2 separate regions of the Homo sapiens genome follow, and region 2 is linked to region 1. Evidence: chromatin loops called from intact Hi-C (ENCODE). Cell type or tissue: IMR-90. All regions are shown on one strand. Links, peaks and the distances in the headings refer to the core of each region. The heading gives the core; the rest is flanking DNA.

Evidence for each region. A loop is a pair of places that touch in the nucleus more often than their neighbours do. Peaks named below come from ENCODE experiments on the same cell type or tissue, not always from the same donor. Only the 100,000 strongest peaks of a DNase experiment are listed, where the experiment ranks them.
Region 2: a loop joins it to region 1, with 10 times the contacts of the local background. A loop is called at or near these places in 7 of 110 quality-filtered maps.

What each region holds. Positions count from the first base shown.
Region 1 is chr15:71,797,619-71,805,656 of GRCh38, reverse strand. No RefSeq gene overlaps it. Among named protein-coding and RNA genes, the nearest start is that of NR2E3, 8.9 kb to the left of the region's middle. RefSeq lists an enhancer at 823-892 and a silencer at 2,613-2,907. In IMR-90, for the core only: CTCF peaks have their summits at 2,755 (motif pointing left) and 4,318 (motif pointing right); DNase peaks (open chromatin) are centred at 4,516 and 4,646; H3K27ac peaks cover 165 bases.
Region 2 is chr15:71,648,689-71,656,726 of GRCh38, reverse strand. All of the region lies in intron 7 of THSD4 (thrombospondin type 1 domain containing 4), which reads right to left. Among named protein-coding and RNA genes, the nearest start is that of THSD4-AS2, 39 kb to the left of the region's middle. RefSeq lists an enhancer at 1-1,186. In IMR-90, for the core only: a CTCF peak has its summit at 4,847 (motif pointing right); a DNase peak (open chromatin) is centred at 4,896.

The DNA.
Region 1 (8,038 bases), core at 1,886-6,885:
TTTCTTAAACAGTCACCCACCCCCACAAATTCCTGCCCACCCCCCGAATTCCTGCCCCCCACCCCCAAGTGTCTTCACCTTCTTTGAAGCATAGCTAGTGGGGAGTGCACAGGCCCTGGAGCTGAGGCCTCAGCCATCCACACTCCAGGAAACTATCCCTTGGAAAATTTTACAAAGATTTAATTATATGGATGTACCCTGCAGCAATTTTCTAGACAACTGGCTAAATAAGTTCTACTCCCTCTGTACAGTGGAATCCCATGCAGCCATTGCAGCTGGTGGTGTTCCTATATTCATTTACATGGAAATATGTCCACAATGTCTCAACTTCAAAGCCACTTACAAAACAGACATGGATAGTTTGATTTCATGTGGCCCAGGGGAATTTCTGGCTGAAGATCATGGGATGCTTGTCTCCTTGGCAGGACCTAAATGAATCAATGGTTTTCTTTCTAGAGCAGGGAGTGGAAGGTGCAGGGCTCCGAGAGGCAGACACCAGCGGGAATGTTTCTCAATAAAGCTTCTTTCTTTTCTTTTCAAGATAACATTTAGAAATGATCAGATATTCCCCTGCACAGTTTTCCCAGCCCTTGACTAGTAAAGTCTTTTTCCCCTTGAACTCTTCTAAAGGTCTAAGCAGGGCTGGCGGGGGCCCTGCCCTGTCCTGGGACAGGCAGACAAAAAGCAGCCTGTCTGGAACATGCACCATCTGTTGCTCCACCCTGGGTCACCTCTTCCTCCTCTGTACCCGAGATGACTGACAGGAAAGACCTCCAGGTTAGCTTGGCTTGACTCCCAAGCACCATGCGAGGTGGCTGTCTCAGTTCTGTTGCAGAGCTGTCACCAGAGGCCACCGCAGACATTCTCCCCACAGGCAAATATTTCTGTTTCATTTGAATGTTTAATAATACACATGTATTACAGCTCTAACCTGGATAAAATACAGTTCTTTGTATTTTAAAAAAAGAGACTAATTTGAAATCAATATTACCTATACTAATAATGATAGGAAATATTTATAAAGAAATTCAGTCTTTATGTGTGAAAATGAGAAGCTCCCCATGCTTTCATTTTCTCTCCCTCTTCACCCAAGAGGAGGACCTAAATCTCTAGCGGCTGCTCTGGCCTGAGCCTCCGCTGCTTGGAACAGCTGCAGCCCCCAGTGCAGAGGCCGCCCGTCCACCTGCTGCACCAGGTGTAAACCCTTTAGTTGCTGGGCCATGGGCAGATCTGGAGACCCTGGGAGGGGCCAGAACACTGGGGGCAGGCTGGGGCAGGAAGCTATTTGAAAACCAGTATAGAACTATTTTTAAACGTTTAACAACAGGCACAACCACACCAGGGTACACTAGCTGACTGACCAGTTCATTTATGCTGGTGGTGAGGACACCATGGAGGAACAGCAGTCAGGGCTGTGTCCAAAAAGTTATCTGGCTCTCAGGCTCAGAGTATGCATTCTTTTTTCATTTTCTTTTCTTTTCTTTTTTTTTTTTTTGAGACAGGATTTCGGTCTGTCACCCAGGCTGGGGTGCAGTGTGGCGTGATCATGGCTCACTGCAGCCTCGACCTTCTGGGCCCAAGCAATCCTTCTGCCTCAACCTCCTGAGTAGGTGGGACCACAGGTGTGTGCCACCACACCCGGCTAATTTTTAATTTTTTTGTAGAGATGGGGGTCTCCCTATGTTGCTCAGGTTGGTCTCGAACCCCTGGGCTCAAGCGATCCTTCTGCGTTGGTCTCCAAAGTGCTGGGATTACAGGGCGTAAGTCAGTGTGCTTGGCCTAGAATTATAATCAAGATAAAATAAAGCTTTTTTGTCTTTTTAAAAGAGACGGGTTAATTTTTAAAAAATACGAGCTGTAATAATAATGGAAAATATTTATTAAGAAATTTTATGTGCCAGACACAGTTCTAAGCGTTTATATGTGTAAACTCATTTAATCCTCACGACAACACAATCAGATAAGCATTGTCATTATTATCCTTGTCTATAAGCAGGCGCCTGTAGTCCCAGCTACTCGGGAGGCTGAGGCAGGAGAATCACTTTAACCCAGGAGGCGGAGGTTGCAGTGAGCCAAAATCATGCCATTGCACTCCAGCCTGGGCAACAGAGCAAGACTCTGTCTCAGAAACAAACAAACAAAAAACAAAACAAAAACTTCTGTGGAAGTCGAATTATTTTGAAGATAAAATATTTAAAAACAATATATACAATTAGAATATATTAAGGGGTTATTAGTTTGTTATGACAATGGTATTGTGGATATGTTTAATTAAAAAATAATCCTGCTAGAGATATACTCTGAAGTATTTACAGAAGTGAGTCAATGTCTTGGATTTGCTTTTAAAGACTGTTTTTTTTTTTGTTGTTGTTTTTTTTTAATAAACGAATGAATGAAAAGAGGGAGTAGATGAACTGAGGACTGAAGGTGATAGTTATTGATATGGGTGATGGGTACATGGGTGTCATGGACCTTTTATCTCTAATTGCTTTTGTGATTGAAATGTTAGGTAATAAGTTTAAAATATGTATACACATACAAGCTGCCTACACGAACAATGAAACAACAGGTGCCACTGATGACTTTAGACGCTCTACAGGCTCCTCAGCTTGGACCCTCCCCACCCTACTCTGTCTCCACTGCCCATCTTCGCCTTGCCTTGCAGCTTTGGAGGCTCTAAACTGAACCAGGTGACGCGCGCGGCAGGAAACCCCCGGTGCTACTGGGGAACTGCCGGGCCAGTCGGTGGACCAGCGCCCCCTCCTGGAAGGACAAAAAGCGCAGCGAGAGGGGCCGGTGCCACCTTGCGCTTCCTCTGACCTCGAGTGCTGGCTCTCTCCTTCGCGCTTCTGGCTATACCCGGTTCTGGCTCGGCTCGGCCTGTTCTTTCCCTCTTTCTCCAACCGACTCCTCCTCACACTTCAAGACCAGCTCCAAGGTCTCTCCTGAGAGCACGCACTCTATCATCGCTCCTCACATCCCAGGCCCTATCAGAAACAATCTTACGCCCTTTCTTTGCAGTCACCCGGCTCCTCCAATGTGCACAGAAGCTTTGTGAGACCAGGGTCTTGTCGATCTTGTTCAACGGCATGACACGTAGAAGGAGTCTGATAATTATTTGTTGACCGCCTGAGTGGACGTAAGCTTGCCCTAGTCCTGGCAGCCTGCGGCGGCTTCGGCTTTCTGCCCTGCCCGGGGCCCTGTGGGCATCTCTCGGGCATCCTCCCGGGACCGGGTCCCAGCAATTGCAGGTCCCAATGGTGTCCGGAGGCCCGGAGTTGGTTCTTTCCGGTGGGTTCTTTGTCTCGCTGGCTTCAAGAATGAAGCTGCGGACCTTCCCGGTGAGTGTTAAAGCTCTTAAAGGTGGCACAGACCCAAAGAGTGAGCAGCAGCAAGATTTACTGTGAAAAGCGAATGAACAAAGACTCCACTGCACCAAACTGGACTCCCACTGGTTACCAGGGCTGGCTGGGGTGGCCAGCTTTTATTCCCTAATTTGTCCCCGCCCATGTGCTGCTGATTGGTCCATTTTGCTGAGCACTGATTTGGTCCATTTTACAGTGTGCTGATTGGTCCATTTTACAGAGTACTGATTGGTCCATTTTATAGTGTGCTGATTGGGGCATTTTACAATCCTCTTGTAAGACAAAAAAGTTCTCCAAGTCCCCACCTGACCCAGAAGTCCAGCTGGCTTCACTTCTCATCAGCAGTCGCGGGGCCACACACCCTTATCCTATGAGGCCGTTTATTCTGCCATGAGAGGTGTAAAATGTGTTTTAATAAAAGGCATTTACCTGGCCAGGACCTAAACTGATTGAAGCAATAAGCTACTCGGAAGGGAATGCTATTGTCCTAGGGGGCTTTCCAGGCTGCCACAATGATGTTCCATTACCCAGAGAAGCAGCATCCCCCTGGCACAAGACAGTGGTTTCCAGGGCGTGATGACTGAAGGTGCTGGGAAGGGTGGGTCCTTCTGCAGTCTCTACCGGGACTCTCTCTGCTTTCATCTGTTTCATAGTTGGTCAAATTTTGTTTGAAGAAGTTTTTTTCTCTTCCTAAAGAGTGACAAGTGGGTAGCATTGAGCCTCAGGTATGAGACCGTGCGTATTAGCTGGGTGGGCTCGGCCAAGTCTCTTCACCTCTCTGGACTGTTACTATGAGGAAATCATGGAGCTAATAGTGGAGCTTCACGTCTGGGTGAAGGCAGAGGACCGAATCAGAGGACCTCTCAAGTTCTCTCAGATCTGATTTATTGTACCCAGAATCACAAAATAGCAGGTAGTTGGATCCACTTGGAATACCCTGAAAGGCCACAAGATGGAGGTGTTACTCCATGAGAAAAGTTTGGCCTGCTCTGCACTGTTCCATCCCCCAATTTGTAGCCTAAGAGACTTGAGAATTTCTTCTTTGGAATTGTAGCAAAGTAAACACTTCACCAATACGCACTTGCATCTTCAGGCAGAGGATTTAAGCTCTTACTAAAGAACCCCAGCGGTTCCCTATAGCGTTTCATGCACAACTTTTTTTTTTAAATCAAAGCACCAAAGAGGGGCTGAGCGACAGTCAGGAGACTATCTGACGCAGAGGTGGCATCCCCGCCCCCTGGGAGTATCACCCCATTGTGTCCTGATACACTGGCTCATGTGCGTCAGAGCTCCTGACATATCGCAAACACCCAGAAAACAGATGTTGAGTGGAGTGGATGCTGGATTTATTTTACTGAATCACGTACTTGGCATTAAAATATACGGTGTCCCCTACAGAGGGTTTTCCATGTTCCCATAGGAACTGTTGAGATTTTTTTTTTTTTTTTGAGACAGAGTCTCTCTCTGTCGCCCAGGCTGGAGTGCAATGGTGCAATCTCTGCTCACTGTAACCTCCACCTCCCGGGTTCAAGCAATTCTCCTGCCTCAGCCTCTCAAGTAGCTGGGATTACAGGCGCCTGCCACCACGCCTGGCTATTTTTTTGTATTTTTAGTAGAGACAGGGTTACACCGTGTTGGCCAGGATGGTCTCGATCTCCTGACCTCATGATCTGCCCGCCGCGGCTTCCCAAAGTGCTGGGATTACAGGTATGAGCCACTGCACCTGGCCAGGAACTGTTGAGATGATTGGAAAATGGCTGGAGACAGATGCTTTGTCTAGAATTTGGTTTCCTGTATTCTAGAAGTGATTGCCTCAAGGCCCAGATTCCCAGGATTTGGAGATCAGTGAGCAGGAAGGGCATTTACTGAGTCAGTCCTGGGAGCAAGTGTCAGGTGAATCCTGGCAAACCTACTATGGACAAGGGTGTCGCCAGAGAAAGATGAGATTCTGTGCATGTGCTTGGCTAGGAACCTCTGTCATGTTACACTTTGCTGGTAGGTAAAGAAAGTATGAAAGCACCGGGATTAGGCAAACTTGGCTCCGGCAGGAAGGATGTGTCTTAAGCAGCAGACACTAGGAATGGAGGCAGGGTGACATGGAGGAGTGAGGGGTGTTGACTTCTCATGGCCCTGCCAGTCAGGGGAGCTGGAAAGGTACTTGGAGGAGGTGGTACAGAGGTGATGACTGGGGTCACCTGGCAGAGAGCGTGAGTGATGATCAAGAGTGCATGGCCGGGCACGGTGGCTCATGCCTGTTATCCCAGCACTTTGGGAGGCCAGGGTTGGCAGATCACCTGAGGTCAGGAGTTCGAGACCACCCTGGCCAACATGGCAAAACCCCATCTCTACTAAAAATACAAAAATTAGCTGAGCGTGGGTGGCGGGCGCCTGTAATTCCAGCTACATGGAAGGCTGAAGTGGGAGAATCACTTGAACCCGGGAGGTGGAGGTTGCAGTGAGACAAGATCACACCTCTGCACTCCAGCCTGGGTGACAAGAGCAAAACTCCATCTCGAAAAAAAAAAAAAAAAAAAAAAAAAGAGTGCATGGCTCGGCATGGTGGTTCATGCCTGTAATCCCAGCACTTTTGGAGGCTGAGGCAGGTGATTGCTTGAGCTCAGGAGTTTGAGACCACCCTGGGCAACAAAGTGAGACCCTGTCTCTACAAAAAAAATACTAGTTAGCCTGATGTGGTGGTGCACACCTGTAGTCTCAGCTACTTGGGAGGCTGAGGCAGGAGTATTGCTTGAACCTGGGAGGTCAAGGCTGCAGTGAGCTGTGACTGTACTACAGCCTGGGTGACAGAGCGAGGCCCTGTCAAAAAAAAAAAAAAAAAAAAAAAAAGGGAGGGAGGGAGGCTGGGCACAGTGGCTCATACCTATAGTCTTAGCACTTTTGGAGGCTGAGATGGGTGGATTGCCTGAGCTCAGGAGTTTGAGACCAGCCTGGGAAACATGGTGAAACCCCATCTCTACTAAAATACAAAAAAGTAGCTGAGTGTGGTGGTGCATGCCTGTAGTCCCAGTTACTCAGGAGGCTGAGGCAGAATTGCTTGAATCTGGGAGGCAGAGGTTGCAGTGAGCCAAGATTGTGCCGCTGCACTCCAGCCTGGGCAACGGAGCGAGACTCTGTCTCTAACAAAAAAAGGAAGGAAGGGAGGGAGGAAGGGAGGCAGGGAAGAAAGGGAGGGAAGGGATGGAGGGAGGGAAAGAGGGAAGGAAGGAGAGAAGGAAGGAAGGAAGGAAGAGTGAAAGAAAGAAAGAGTGAGTGAGTGTATGCCTGGAACCTGAGAGCCAGAAAACTTTTTTGGACACAGCCCTGCCTGCTGTTCCCTGACGGTGTGCTCACCACCAGCATAAATGAACTGAACATTCCTGAATCCTGGCTGGACCATCCTGTCAGGGCCTGTGCATGGAGGAGGCCTGGTGACCACCACGAATGGCCTGGACAGGTCCTGACTAGCTATTTGCTACCTTCATGGCCTCCCTGACCCTTGTGGCAGCCAGGAACGTTCAGCCCTTCCTGAGTGGGTGACTGGGGATGGAGCACAAGAAAGCCTGTTTTGAATTATCCCATGCTCCACACCATTCGTTATTCCAGTGTGTGCACACTCGAGTAACACTCAGACGACCTTTAAAAGAAAATAATTGGAAGATGGCCGAATAGTAACAGCTCCGGTCTACAGCTCCCAGTGTGAGCGACGCAGAAGACGGGTGATTTCTGCATTTCCATCGGAGCTTTGAAGAGAGCAGCGGTTCTCCCAGCACGCAGCTGGAGATCTGAGAACGGGCAGACTGCCTCCTCAAGTGGGTCCCTGACCCCTGACCCCCTGAGCAGCCTAACTGGGAAGCACCCCCCCAGCAGGGGCAGACTGACACCTCACACGGCCGGGTACTCCTCTGAGACAAAACTTCCAGAAGAACGATCAGAGAGCAGCATTCGCGGTTCACAAAAAACCACTGTTCTGCAGACACCGCTGCTGATACCCAGGCAAACAGGGTCTGGAGTGGACCTCTAGCAAACTCCAACAGACCTGCAGCTGAGGGTCCTGTCGTTAGAAGGAAAACTAACAAACAGAAAGGACATCCACACCAAAAACGCATCTGGAGATCACCATCATCAAAGACCAAAAGTAGATAAAACCAAAAAGATGGGGAAAAAACAGAGCAGAAAAACTGGAAACTCTAAAAAGCAGAGCACCTCTCCTCCTCCAAAGGATCGCAGTTCCTCACCAGCAATGGAACAAAGCTGGACGGAGAATGACTTTGACGAGTTGAGAGAAGAAGGCTTCAGACGATCAAACTACGAGCTACAGGAGGAAATTCAAACCAAAGGCAAAGAAGTTAAAAACTGAAAAAAATTTAGACGAATGTATAACTAGAATAACCAATACAGAGAAGTGCTTAAAGGAGCTGATGGAGCTGAAAGCCAAGGCTCGAGAACTACGTGAAGAATGCAGAAGCCTCAGGAGCCGATGTGATCAACTGGAAGAAAGGGTATCAGCGATGGAAGATGAAATGAATGAAATGAAGCAAGAAGGGAAGTTTAGAGAAAAAATAATAAAAAGAAACGAACAAAGCCTCCAAGAAATATGGGACTATGTGAAAAGACCAAATCTACGTCTGATTGGTGTACCTGAAAGTGATGGGGAGAATGGAACCAAGTTGGAAAAC
Region 2 (8,038 bases), core at 2,016-7,015, 150 kb after region 1:
GATTTAAAGCAAGGCCCCAAATCAAAGTCCATGTTTTTAACCATTAGGTAAAAGTCGGAGGTCAAAGGATCGGAGGTCGTGTTGAGGGTTCTAGCTTTGTTGAAGGAGTAGATCGTGACAGTGACCTAGGTGCAGAGGAACAAGTTCAAAGCATAGTTACCATGAAGCCTGGAGAGGGCCTGGCCTAGAAGTGACTCTGGCTTTCTCCTCTTGCAGGATTAAGAGGGACCAACCCCATTATGTATCTCTCTTACACTGGCTCTTTTAACATTATACTTTATACACAGTGTGTGAATACATATTCTAGCCCATCTTCCTGTTGCATTACTTTCTTATTGTTATAATGTTTTATTTTGAAATAGTGTAAGACTCATAAGAAGTTTAAAATGAGCGCAGAGAGTTTCGGTGGTCTTTCACCCAGCTTTCCCTAACGATAATATCTTACATAACCAAAGCACTTTGTCAAAACCATGTATGCCATTGACAGCAGTATACTACTATTAACTTAAGAATAGGCCTTGTTTGTATTTGTTATCTTTTAGATGCACTTTTTTTGATGTTTCATGAACTATTATCACATGTATAGATTACGTGCTATGACTTTCTTTAAAGCAGCCGATAGTCTCCTCCAAAACACAGCTGTATAATCATTAGGTATAATCACTAGCTGATGTCATTTATCAGGAAAAACAGTTTGGAATAATGGAAAGAATGTTGGGCTGCAAACCAGAAAACCTGGGGTGCAGTCCTGGCCCAGTCCCTGGCTTGTTGTGTGATGCTGGATTGGTCACTTCTCTTTGAGGTAGGTGCTGAAAACATTTCCACCACCATCCAGATCTTCTTCCCAAGGACAGTGTTCAGAAACGAATCTGGCTTGAATTCTGGTTTGTGTATCAGGAGGCTGATCAATTGGTCGCTGATAGGGACGACTTAGTGCTGACCTATGTCTAGACTCTTTCCGAGGCACCACTGCTTTGGGTGGGCAGGAGAATATGCGTTCTTGTGCTGTCTCTGCTGCTGACGAGTGCTGTATCTTTGGACATTTTGATGAGCTGTTCTGAGCCCTGGGATTTTTTTTCTGCCTGGATGGGGATGGAGCAGCTACCCCTTAGGACTGTTGGGAAAATCAAATGAGGCAAACATAGAATGTAATTAGCAGAATTCTGCAATATGGTGGCTTCTCAGAAAATGCTGGGTTTTGTCATCTTTGTCTTTATGTATTTTATTTTGTCTGAAGTCTATTCACTTTTAAGTAAATCTCATCATCATACAACCACCCGGACCCACCCGTACTTCTGTAACACTTTCTACTACTTCTTAGTCAGAAATATTTTCTTCTTCATTTGGTGAAATTCAGAAAACTTTGAAGTGCAAAAAACAAAACAAAACAAAATCGGCCAAGGTTCACCATAAAGTCAAGACACCTCATACAGCTTCTACATTCTCACTGCTCAAACGGTACCTGTCGAAAAAGGCCAGAAAGAACATCTACTCTCTGATCTACCTTTATTTTATGTTTCTTGCTCATCGTGTACTGCTGTTCAGAATAGATATTTCTTGCTGTTACAAAGACCAGTGGATAACCATCAGATGTCCTTTGTATTTTTTCCAGTGATTTCTGCAACACGTTGTAGGAAAATTTTACACATCGCAAGCCATCACAGGAGAAATTGCTCAAGAATTACCCCCAATTGTGTGCCAAAATTAACCTGAATGAAATTTCCTGAGGGAAATGAGCAATCTGGATGACATATTTGGAGGTGAATTTCACAGGGAGGAGGCCTCTGTCCTTCACAGCAGGGTAGGCTGGTGCCAGGCATTCAGATAGTGGAGGTCCTGATTCCCTAATGGGAAGCAGATGTGTCTGTGTGTGCTCAGTAAACACATGAGATAGGGTAACCTCAACTGTTTGGCTAGATGACCCCCACAGGTAAAACAGCGTGCCTTAATAATCATGCTGGTAGAACAGTATGGGAGAATATTAAAATGATTAGTAGCTGACACCAATTTACTTATATTTACGGTGAGCTAATTCGTGGAAATGCATATGGATGCCAAAACGTTTATTCATGACATTCTGTTGAAAGAAATCCTTTGTATATGATAAATATCTTCCTGTTATTACTGTTAGGCATGTAGATCAATACCACCTTCCTGGAAAGCAATTTAGCAATATAGACCGTTTGATCCAGTAAATTCTTCTTCTAGGAATTTATGCCAGGAAATAAGAAATCAGGCCAACAGTTTCTGTATGAAGGGCTCATCACAGTATTGTTAATAAAAAATTGGAAACATCCTAAATGTTCAACATAAGGAAACAGTTAATCTATTCTGGGTGGATCTTTTTCCAGTTGTTATTCTCATTAAAATCTTCTAACACTTATGCCTGTAAAACTGACCTTCGATATAGTTCAGTAAATGTTTCCTGAGCCAACTTCAACTACGTGCCAATTCAGTGGTAGGCAGCGGAGACATGAAGGTAAAACAAACAAGGTTCCTATTTACAGTCTAAATCAGGGGTCAGCAAACTGTAGCTAGTAGGCCAAATCTGGCTCACAACCTGTTTTTATAAATAAAGATTTATTAGAACACAAACACTCCCATTTGTTTAGTTATTGTCTATGGCTGCTTTTGTGCTGCAACAGCAGATTAAGTAGTTGCAACACAAACAGGAAAGTCGACAAAGCCTAAAATATTTAGATCTGGCCCTTTACAGAAAAAAATTGCCAATCCCTGGTCTAAATTGAAAGTCAGACACAATCAAATCACTTCAATATTGTTTGTAAATGTCGAGTCCTGTGCAGCCAAAACCAAGGCTCAGGTAGATGCTTCCAAATCTACCCCTGACTGCCCTCATCCTGTATCATATACACCCACTTGATTTGTTCCAAAGTGACTCAATTGTAAAACAGAAGGCAGAGAGTTGTCTTCTACCACAGTAGTCTTCAACTTTTTTAAGTAGAAAAAAATATACTTCAAAAATAAAATCTCATGTGGAAATCCAAAGCTCCACTATGCAAAATGAGAAGAGCAGAACTGCTTTGGTTGAAGGACTGTCAGGGTTTAGAAACCTAGCTTCTCATCCTCCTGCCTGCTCTTCTTCCTCAAGGTGAGGGCTTCTCAACTCCAGCTCTACTGATGTTTTGGTCCTGAAAGGTCTTTCTTATGGGGGTTGCCTTATGCATTGTAGGATGTTTAGCAGCATCCTTGGCTTCTACCCACCAGATGCCAGGAGCATCCCTCTCAGTGTGACAAACAAAAATGTCTCCAGACATTGCCAAATGTTCCCCATGGGAGCAAAATCACCCTCAGTTGAGAATCACTGCTCTTTATTCCAAAGCTCATGGGACACCGAGGAGCACATGACAGATTCCCCAGAAAGCTTTAAAATGATGGTAGTTCCACAGAAGTGCACAAACAGCCTTTGTAAATGTCAGAGAAGCTAATAAGCAAAGAACACTTAATTATCCAGTTTCCAAAAATAGTTCCTTACTGCTATCAAACCTTCTCGAGTTCTTTAAGATTGCCTCTTGGCTTAGCTTCAGCAGGAGTATCATTATGTATTGCAAAGAGCACAGTACCTGCGACTTGGTAGGTGTTTAATAAGCGTTTGTTGAATGAAAGAGCAGCTGGTTGAAGAATCAAAAGATCAAAGTTACAGGACCAACCTGCTCTTCGAACTGGCTCATCTCTAAGGTCCCTTCTGGTGCCAAAATTTTTCTTTTAAAAAGAGATACAGCCCTGATATGAAGAATCCTGCCATGTTTAAAGGGAGGGAAATTTGCTGTATATACACAAAATTAAATTGGAAACAGGAATCAATGAAGATCAAATTGACGATGCCATTCATTTGAAGAGAAGAAATGGTCCATGGCATAAAAGGTATTTTGGCTTCCTAAATGAAAGCAATTGTAAAACGAGCGATCTGGTTTTAATCAAGCTTATGGCTGTCACTTTTCAGTACCTCATCCTAGTTCATAATAGGATAGCATCTTATCAAGGGACTCAACTGGAAGAAAATGTTGGCGCTCTTGTAGGATAAAACTGGGTAAGAATCAACTGCAGCTATGTTTACAAATCTGAAGAAAGGAGTCCCGAGAGGTAAACATATCATATTCTGTAAGATAATTACCACCTCCCCCAATTCCAACAAGGGTCATCGTTCTCTGGAGGGTGGGGATATCCCAAACTCTAAAATTCTAATGCTTTACTTTCATAATTTTCCTCCTCCATGGATTGAAATGGGGGAAGGAGGAGAGAGGCCTGAAATAGCTTTTGACAGTGATAATTGCTCTATTATAAAAGTAAGGTAACCATATTTTTGTATAGAATACTAGAAACCTCTAGACTTTCACTTTACTTTTAATGTGTAGAGCCGTATGGTGAATTGTGTTTAAAGAGATCATAATATGTCTGGCCAGATTTTATTGTAATTTTTTAGTGTCTCAGGAGGGGCTGGCAGCAGGAAAAAACCACGTGGGATGGGTCTGTTAGAAGCTGTGGTTTGGGGCTGATAAGGGGTCAAGACTAGGAAGTTCCTTGCAGAATGGAGCAGAGAGACACTGCCTACACCCTATAAGGCAGAGTTCTGGAGGCTAGATTATCAGCAAAAAGGCAATAGTGAGTTGGGTTGATGAACTCTGATCCAGGATGGAGGTTGCTTGCACACTGGCCTGATTTACAGGGCCTCCTGAGCGCAGATGGCCTGTGTCTACCAATGCAGGTCCCCAGAAGGCTCTCACGGGACCGTCCCCATGGCCAGAAGGCAATGATGGAGATTCACGCCGGCATCTTTGTCATTTCCTTAACACACAGCCAAATGTGCCTGTTTGCATTTTTCTCCACAAGATGGCACCTCTAAGCCTTTGCAAGAGGGTACTTACCTAAACAACTAGTTTAAGTACAAGAAGCAGTGATCCAACATTAACAAAAACAATGACTGTTGAGAAACACAAGAAGGGTGGACCCAGAGATGCAGGCTGACTGCATATTTACTGTGCTCTTATGTGCAAGTTTCTGCCATGTTGTTAAGGCATGATTTCATTTCTTAAAATTTTTTTGGAACATCAAAAAAAAAAAGGTGGGTGAAATATTCAAATCTTGTATTTCCAAAATGTTCAAGAAAAATGCTTTAAAATCTGTGTAAATGAGTTACAACATTGGGGAATATATAGGCTTCTTAGCTATCATTGGGCCATCTCCAGGGACGGCTGAGAGGACTGACTGGGTGAGTGGGACGAGATGATGAGAGAAAAGGCTGGCAACGAAAGTGTGGGATCTTAAATCCGAAGACTCTTGAGTGGGAAATGGCAGGCTGAAGAGCTCTTTTCAGAAGATGTCTGGCAAACACGGGCAATGGACTGGAGATGGAAGAGACTGGAGACTGGGACACACACAGACAACTGCATTAAGATGGGCACAAAGTGATGGAGGCCTGGACCAGAGAGATGAAATTAGAATGGAGGGCAAGGGCCCACCAACATCACGCTGAAGGAATGGCCAACTGGACTGAAGATGGATGTTCTACCAAAGGTGGAGTAAGGAAGACCAAGGTTCCTGGCCTGACAACCTGAAAGAATACTAGTGTTCTTGAGGCAGAAACTCCACTGGGGGGCAGGCCTTTGATGGAGCCATCTTACAGCAAGGGTCTGAGCATAGATCTTGATACTCATTAATTCATTCATCGAATTTAGTTATAATAATTCTCTCTCTCCCATTCTTTCATCAGAATTTTCCTCTAAAACCCTATGCATTTTTATTTTAGCTTTTTGGATAGGAATCCTTCTAAAGTATATTTTATAATTCTCAGTTTTTAAAAAAATCAAGACTAGTAAGTGTAAGGTTCTTGTACTGGTTCGAACCCTGAGAGCGTGCCAACAGACAACAGGAGGCGGTGTGGAGCAACATGCTGTTTTAATGAGCACCAGGGTGCAGGCGGGCTGAGGCCTAAAATGGCGTCAGCCCCAAGTGAGGACAGGGCGAAAGTTTTATAGTCTCCTGTAAACAGGAAGTGTCCTAGTCTGACATTACTGCTATGTTGTACCCGGATGGCCTCTTTCTTGATTTTCAGGGGTACGTGTCTTCCGGCTGGCTCTCTTCCTGCTTCTGCTATTTTGCTGGAGCACACTGCTGGTGCAAGTAGCCTTGTGCCTTGGGACTGGGCCTGAGAAGGGAGGAGTTATTCATCTCCTTAAGCTTTCAGGCCCCCGGGGAGAATCTTACAATAAGCCTTAGTTTATTTTCTCTGGCCCCCTGTTACTCAAAGTGTGGTCCATGGACCAGCAGTGCAGGCATCGTCTGGGGCATTTTAGAAGTCTTGCACCGCTTCCCAGGGCTACTGAATCAGAATCTGCAGTTTAACAGCATTCTCAGGTGATTCCTATGCACATTCAGGTTTGAAAGGTGCTGCTCTACATTGTGGGTCAGCAAGCTTCTTTTGTAAAGAGCCAGAGAGTAAATACCTCAGGCATTGCAGTCATATGGTCTCTGTTGCAGCCACTCTGCTGGATTGTTGCAGCGTGAGAACAGCCATGGATGACTTATGGCTATGTTCTAATAAAACTTTATTTACACAAACAGACGGCAGGTGGATTAGGCTCACATGCTAGATTTGGTTTACTTGCTAGATTTGGCCCATGGGCTATAACTTGCTGACTCTTGCTCTAGATGACTCAGAGACATTCTGAGGTGTGAGAGATTGCCACCCTCTATATTAAGTAGTTCCAACTACCAGAAGGTCTCTGCCGTCCCTCCTCTGGATGTCAGAAGTCACTTCTTGCAGCTGGCAGTCCTTTTCTGACTTCCTTATTGGCTGTTTTCACCAGGAAATGGTTGAAGAGCAAATGAACTATCACAGAACTGAAAGAACTCCCTAGTCAATAAATGTTGCTGCCATAACTGGCTAGCCATATGCAAAGATTGAAACTGAACTCCTTCCTTATACCATATAAAAAATCAACTCAAGATGGATTAAAGACTTAAATGTAAAACCCCAAACTGCCAAAACCCTGGAAGACAACCTATGTAACACCATTCTGGACATAGGAACTGGCAAAGATTTCATGACAAAGATGCCAAAAGCAATCAAAACAAAAGCAAAAATTGGCAAATGGGATCCACTTAAGAGCTTCTGCATAGCAAAAGAAGCTATCAGGCTGGTGCACGGCTCATGCCTGTAATCCTAGCAATTTGGGAGGCTGAGGTAGGCAGATCACCTGAGGTCAGGAGTTCAAGACCAGCCTGGCCAACATGGTGAAACCCCATCTCTACTAAAAAAATACAAAAATTAGCCAGGCATGTTGGTGGGCACCTGTAATCCCAGCTACTCGAGAGGCTGGAGGCAGGAGAATGGCTTGACCCCAGGAGGCAGAGATTGCAGTGAGTTGAGATCACACCACTGCACTCCAGCCTGGGCAACAAGAATGAAACTCTGTCTCAAAAAAACAAAAAACAAACAAAAAAGCCCTGAGATCTGGCTAAATAGAAAAGCCTAGTTTTGCTTCCAGTGCTGGAGAGAGAGGAAAGGGACAGAGAGGAAAGGGAGAGGAGAAACTAGGAGATGGTGGAGAAGAGCCAAAGAGAAGCTCTGAGTGATGGGGGGACTCCTAAGGACTTTGAATCTGAAGTGCACTTGCTGGGATTTAAAGAATTTAACAAAAATTTCTTTTCTACGTTCCATATGTTCAAAACGTCTTTTCTTCTAGACACATGAATGTTCACCTAAGAGCCTTCCTAATAATGCACATTACACCCGCAGGTGACATCATTTTCTGAGCCCTAGTTTTGTTACCTGTAAAATGAGGGATCAAAGTATAATTCACAAATCTCTTGTGAGGCTTAAATGAAATGTGTAAATGAAGGTACCTAATTCAGAACTGGCATGAAGTAGGGGCTGGTAAAATGTTGTGCCTCTCCTTCTCCTCGAGACGCGTCCCTTGGCAGTCTGGCCATGGGATCCCCTTTTTCACACAAGCTACATATACTTCTCTACCAACAGGGGAGGCTTGTGTATTTGCACTGTCCACCAAAACCCCCCTTT